2 separate regions of the Homo sapiens genome follow, and region 1 is linked to region 2. The links are chromatin contacts, found by Hi-C or POLR2A ChIA-PET in ENCODE. All regions are on one chromosome and are shown on one strand. The core of a region is the stretch at or near the end of the contact, and the rest is flanking DNA. Distances in the headings are between cores, read along the strand shown.

Region 1 (3,112 bases), core at 194-2,693, 380 kb after region 2:
ACAGACAAAAAACAAAATGGGCTTTTTCCCCTCCCCACCTCTGAGAAAAAGATCTGATCTACTCCAGAAGGAAGGCTTATGGTAATTATAAGTAGTCAATTGAGTACTGAATTATACCCGTTGTTTTAGTCAGCCTGGGCTGCCATAACAAAATACCATAGACTATTGGCTTAAACAAGAACAATTTCTCACAGTTCTGGAGGCTGGATGTCCGAGATCAGGGTGCCCAAGTAGTTGGCTTCTGGTGAGGACCACTTCCTAGCATGCAGATAGTTGCTTTCTTTCTGTGTCCTCACATGGCAGAGATAGAGTGAGCTCTTGTCCCTCTCTCTTCTTATAAGGAAAATAATCTCATCATGTGGGCCTCACCTTCAAGACCTCATCTAAACCTAATTACCTTCCAAAGGCCTCACCTCCAAATATTATCACATTGAGGGGTAGGGGTTCAACATGAGTTTTGGTGGGGGACACAGATATTCAGTTCATAGGACTCACTTTTCTCCTCTTATGATTTTCTTAGAGCAGGAGTGAATATTTATTTAAAAGCTTTAGAGCAGGAATGAAAGGAAGTAAAATACACTTGGAAGAGGACTAAGTGGGTGACTTGAGAGAGTCAAGTGTGTGGTTTGACTTGGGGTTTTATACGTTGGCATTTTTTTTTTTTTTTTTTTTTGAGACGGAGTCTCGCTCTGTCACCCAGGCTGGAGTGCAGTGGCGCGGTCTCGGCTCACTTCAAGCTCCGCCTCCCGGGTTCACCCCATTCTCCTGCCTCAGCCTCCCGACTAGCTGGGACTACAGGCGCCTGCCACCACGCCTGGCTAATTTTTTTTATTTTTTAGTAGAGACGGGGTTTCACAGTGTTAGCCAGGATGGTCTCGATCTCCTGACTCGTGATTCACCCGCCTCGGCCTCCCAAAGTGCTGCGATTACAGGCGTGAGCCACCGCGCCCGGCCAGGGGGTCTTACATCCCTTCTCCCTGATTCTTCTTGTGACTTTCTATGGAAATCAGCTATGGAGATCGATTTGAATATAATTATATTCTACCATAATTGCATATGAACTTAAAAGTTTACTTCCTCTGAACTTTAAATCAAAGTCATTATTAAAATTTCTCAGTTCTAACATTTAATGACCTAACTAGATCTTGGAGTTGGACTGAAGAAAATTGACCTAATATCTTTTTTGTCCTTGAATATTAAATTTAGTATCTTATATTTTCTCATGTAGTGAAGAAATATTAAAAGAAAATACTTTCACTTAAGTGTTTCATCTCATTGCTAACAAGAAATATTATGAAATGAACATCACTCTTTCCTCTGAGGAATTCTCTAGCCATTACTGGAGGCAGGATGTGGTGTTAGATGGACAAACATGACCTCATGATCCCTCTGCTAATGTGAATCTTTGTGAAAAATTAAGCGTATTTTTTAAACAATCGGTTTAAGGTTTAAGTGCATTGAGGTAGATAAAATGGGATCACCACCCTGCCTCAACTTGGCACCAAGTTGTCTTTGAAACCATGAGTCATCCTTCCTCTTACAAAGTGAAAATGCTCTTCAACAACTCATTGCTTAGTGGCTCAGAAATAATTTTGAAAAACTGATGACAATGCCATCAATTATTTTGTGAAGACAACAAACTCCTCTGATTTTTCCAAATTTGAGGGGTCTTTTCTAAGTCTTTGTGGGTTTTTTTAGACCATGATCTGGCATAGGTTTTTTTTTTTTTGGTTGGGGTGTTGTCTTGGTTGTGAGGTTTTAATTGTCATGTACAAGACTCTTGGGTCTCCAGATGCCTTAAAATGGAATCATTAGTGAATTAAAATAATGTAGCTCTCCAGAGTATGATTTGCTTCAGCTTGTTAGGTTGTTCAACTCTTTGAGAAATAAGATGAAGCAGGAGCTTAAGATGAAAACTTTCAATCTGCAGTAATGTGTTTACAGACCTATTGTTTCAATAGAAAGAAAACAGAGGTCAGAGAGAGTTGCTTAACTTAAACAAAAACTAAATACACACACACATAGACACACAAACACACACAAATATACACATCCTATTTTGTTAAGGACAATGAGGAGTTTCAAAATGACTTAATTATTCTCTGTGGGTCAATAAGTTTATTTATTTTACCTATCTCATCTCTCTTTTTTTTGGCAATTGACAGATTACTTCATGGAACCGTGATATAATTTGGATAGTAACAGATTTTATAGATTAATGAAGTAAGTCTGCGGTAAGATGTGAATTACTTTTTATAAAAACAAGTGATCCATGTACCACCAGAAAAATAGACTAGCAGAAGTCATCTAGTAGTATGTATTATACTCGCCAATGTGATAGCCTAAACAAACACAACCTACCCAGAGTGAAGCAGTATTACAGCAAGTCAGTATGTCAGGGCTGTGGTGAAGCTGGGGAGAAATGATATGTGGAGATTCAAAAAGCAAGGTAAATTCTACCATTGTCAAAAATTTATCAGTAGGAGCTCAGGGAAAGGAATCATATCCTGTGAAGTACATTTCCAGGTGTAAGACATGGTCCTACATCCCAGACGGGCTAGACTACTAAGAAGGTAACCAAAGCAAGAACTTAAACAGAGAGTAGAACAGGGATTGAGTTACCAAACAGGTGTCAACTGGGTTTTACCAACAGGGCAGAAGCTCCATTCCACCAGTCAGTCAGTCAGTCAGTCAGTCAGTCAATCAGCAAACATTTTTGTCTATGTGTAAGCCACCAATATATTAGATTCTAGGGCATAAAATAAAATAAGATATAGTTGCTGTCCTTTAATTGCTCACAGTTAGAGACTGGGATACAAGTTCAAGACCTGTCTAGGAGCGAGAGTCACAGGATGATGAATGCTAGAATAGAGAATCAACGTGATTTACATCTTTTCTGCCAAATGTCAGAATTGGTCTTAGAGATGGGGTATAAGAGGTGGAGTCTGCAAATGGGGATCCAGTAATTCTATTTATGGGTAAAGGAAGGTTGTAGAGGTCAGGAAGAGTAAGGGCCTGCCTCTTCTGGAACAGCATATGCAAGAACATAGAGATGGCATTTTCAAGTCTTGGCAGATATTTCCTTGCTCTGAATCCTATCATAGCTTGAAGA
Region 2 (3,318 bases), core at 359-2,858:
ATATATATGTAGTATGAGGATTAAAAGAGATGAAATACATATATATTTCATAGATGGGAAAACAGCCATAAAAAAGTAACTTCTGAGGATCACACAGCTGGTCTAGTACTTGAGGTTGTGTCCTGGTTCAGTGGTCTTTGCTTGAAAACATAAGATGGAAAACTAGACTGAACTTCATTTAATATAGATGTGTCAGTATCACAGCTCAAAATCTGCCGGTGAGAAGCTGCTGTTGTATTTCCAGCTAGGAAAAGTCAGGAATCTTTCAAGTTTCCACTCAAGATGTGGGGTTTCACTGTATGGGCAACAACATGGTCATGAATGTACGCCTCTACGAGAACTGGGTTTTGATGCTCAAGTATTTTGATATTGGAAGAGAAGATTTTCCTAGCAGGAAATCTGATGCGTGCATTTGGTAGTGCTACTGAGAAACGAATCAAATATATCTTGTGTAACAGTAAAAAGAAGTGGGAAGATTCTGACACAATGACATCCTGGCTGGAGGAGTTTAGCCGACACTTAGCGCACAGGAGATGAGTTCTTTCCATCTCCTAAAGAGGAAAAAGGGCAAATTCACCCAGAGAAGGAGAGAAAATGTGTTCCATAATCTATTGAAATTTATGTTCAGTAACGAACTTTGGACATCTAAGCTTGTTAGCTGCAAATACCCCTTAAGAGTTCTACAAAAAAATGCTGCTACGGAATTGCAAAGATTTTGAAATGCAGTACTACAGTGACAGCTGATCCGGGTCCATACCTGCAAGCAGAGGGCTAGTGACCCTTTCGTGTCCATCTTTTTATCAGCGGCCTCTAACCAAGCGGCCTCTCTGTGGGTACCCCCTACCTACCCCATCCCATATTGTGAACTATTATATTTTCTGTCTGCAACCTGGAACCTGACCCTTTTTCCCTGTCTCCAACTCCCGCCAGGGGCCGGCCTCCTTACCTTCCTTCCTCTCCCACCGGTCCACAGAAAAGTTGGCGCCCCCGTCTACCTGTGCCAGAGCCTGGCACACCTGGGCCTGGGTCTCCAGAATCAGCAGCTCCATCTTGGTCTTCATGTCGCCCGGCCTCCTTCGCAGCTCGCCCAGGTCGGTCACAGGCGGGGCCATGAAGCTGCTGCAGCGGTGGGCCAGCTCATCCTCCTCCTCCTCCGGCCTCCCCAGCGAAGTGGCCCGCGTCCCCGAGGTCTTAGGCAACATCTCCGCCCGCTGCACATGCCCGAAGGCGGCGGTGGCCAGCCCCACCAACCCCGCCAGCGCCGCGGCCAGCCCTGTCCCCACCCAGGGGCCGCCTCTCGACGTCGAGCCGTGCCCCAGCCCGCGGCTCTGCTCCGTGCCAGCCGGGCCAGGGGGCCGGCAGACGCGTCCGGCTGCGCTGCGCTGGGACCAGGCTCGGAGCCCTCCGCCGCCGCACTGGGACCAGGCGCGGGGCCCTCCGCAGCCGCCCCGCGCCACGAGCCAGCAGGGGCCCGAGCTCAGCCTGCCCAGCTGCAAGGCCATGTTCCCGCACTATCACCTGGAGCAGTGCCTGCGTCCCAGAGCCCTGCGTTTGAGCCCCCCACCCAGACCCCCGGAGTATTGAGCCGGCGAGCTGCACAGGCGGAAAGAACCTTTCGAGAAGAGCCGCTGCAGCGTCGGGCTCCGGAGGCGGGGGCGGGAACTGGGGCGCGCTGGGAGCTGTAGTCCGGATCCTATCGCCGCCTGCGGCGTCCCTGCGCGGGGCGGGAGATAAGAATCCGACGCGCCCAGAAGGGCTGGTCCGAAGGGAAGAGAGTGGGGCGGGGACGGTGCTGTGGAAGGGACGGGAGAGATAAAAGAGGCTTTCTTGTCACGTACAACCTCGGGTCGGCTGTTTACTCAGCCAAGGAGAGAAGATAGAGTAGGGCTGGGAGGCTGAGGGCGGACTGGGGCGGAAATGTGGCAGAGATCCCAGTCCCGCTTACATTTTCAAACAGGATTTGCGAATACAGAGCCTGGCTCAGGATCTGTATAGACCCGCCCTTCGCCCTGGGTCCTGGTCCTCTAGAGTTTTTAGAGGGGATGGGCAGGCTGGGAAACTCTTTGCTGAAGGATGGTTTTCTAAAGAGAGTGGGAGAAGCTAGTAATGGACTCGGAAGAGAGTCGAGGAGAAGACTTTCTGTGATCGAGTCCACATCACAGTTCTGTCCTTAAGATTTCCCCAGGCTGGGGCCGGGCGCGGTGGCTCAAGCCTGTAATGCTAGCATTTTGGAAAGCCGAGGCGGTTGGATCACATGAGGTCAGGAGTTCGAGACCAGCCAACATGGTGAAACCCTGTCTCTACTAAAACTACAAAAAAATAGCCGGGCGTGGCGGCGTGCACCTGTAGGCTCAGCTACTCGGGAGGCTGAGGCAGGAGAATCGCTTGAACCCGGGAGGCAGAGGTTGTAGTGAGCCGAGATCGCACCACTGCACTCCAGCCTGGGTGACAGAGTGAGACTCTGTCTCAGAAAAAAAAAAAAAAAAAAAAGGTTTCCCCAGGCCTTGCTTCTATAGTGCCTACTTGATTATTTTAGAAAAAGGAAAAGCAACGTGACTGTTTTGGTTAACCAGTAGAAAATTCCTGACTTGGTGTGTTTTGGTGATTAACAAATAAGAATTTAAAAAATAGTTATTCTACTACTGTAGGGTGCTCCCAAATATTGCTCACGTTTAATACTTACAACAACTGCTACAAACTAGGCAAGGCAAATATCCACACTTCCTCCTACTCTGTCTCCCTTCCCCCACCCTTTAAAGAAATGAGGAAAGAAGCTAATAGATTTGACAGGCAGGTCTTTGTCTCCCCTGTAACCATACCACAGCTCCATGGTTCCTGGACGTAAAAGTGTGAGAACTATTGTCATGGGCTAATTTGTCCCATAAGTCTCCGGGATGATTTTAATTTCTAGTAGTAGATAATAATTTAAGCCACTGGTAGCTTTTCCCACAAGTGTTTTCTTTGTGGCAGGATGCACTGATGGAACTTCAATGGCTTTTGAGTCAGATCAATTGGCATCTTGTCCACACACAACTGTACCTGGCAGCTCTCACTGGGACATGATGTTAGCAAGGTGGGTGTGCTTGCCGAAGCCTCACCACTGAGAATCTGTGAAAAGTAAAGGCTTGGATTGAGAAGTGACTAAGCGACTTTTAGGGAAGAAAAACAATTAGCTTTTGGTCATAGTGCAACCTGCCAGGAGGCCAAGTTAGAAGTGGAGGAAGGGAAATAAGAATTGTCATTGTAGGAAGGGTTGATGGCCTCTACTGGATGCCTGTGATGGGGTTGGGCTGGGCCTGGTGATGATAAATGAACCTC

What was found. A loop is a pair of places that touch in the nucleus more often than their neighbours do. ChIA-PET counts read pairs that join two places held with the same protein, here RNA polymerase II (POLR2A). Pooled maps may share reads with other maps.
Region 1: a map of K562 shows a loop between it and region 2 (5-fold over the local background). The contact joins the enhancer-like site here to the promoter of CPOX in region 2. A Hi-C loop is called at or near these places in 3 of 168 maps with a recorded cell type or tissue (K562, PC-3 and chondrocyte), 3 of 37 single-sample maps with no recorded cell type and 5 of 50 pooled maps. POLR2A ChIA-PET finds 5 or more read pairs at or near these places in 1 of 52 experiments (Panc1).

Annotation. Positions count from the first base shown.
Region 1 is chr3:98,976,273-98,979,384 of GRCh38, forward strand. The region is part of intron 1 of LINC00973 (long intergenic non-protein coding RNA 973); the gene reads left to right. Among named protein-coding and RNA genes, the nearest start is that of LINC00973, 63 kb to the left of the region's middle. Within about 2 kb of position 1,444, at least 5 of the 41 ENCODE cell types and tissues checked have a DNase peak (open chromatin) inside an H3K27ac peak, as active enhancers do; they include PC-3, where a contact is called at or near this core.
Region 2 is chr3:98,592,003-98,595,320 of GRCh38, forward strand. It overlaps CPOX (coproporphyrinogen oxidase), which reads right to left and starts at 1,609. Exons shown (of 7, transcript NM_000097.7): 1 at 947-1,609. The coding sequence starts at 1,502. RefSeq lists a silencer at 1,148-1,597 and an enhancer at 2,098-2,147.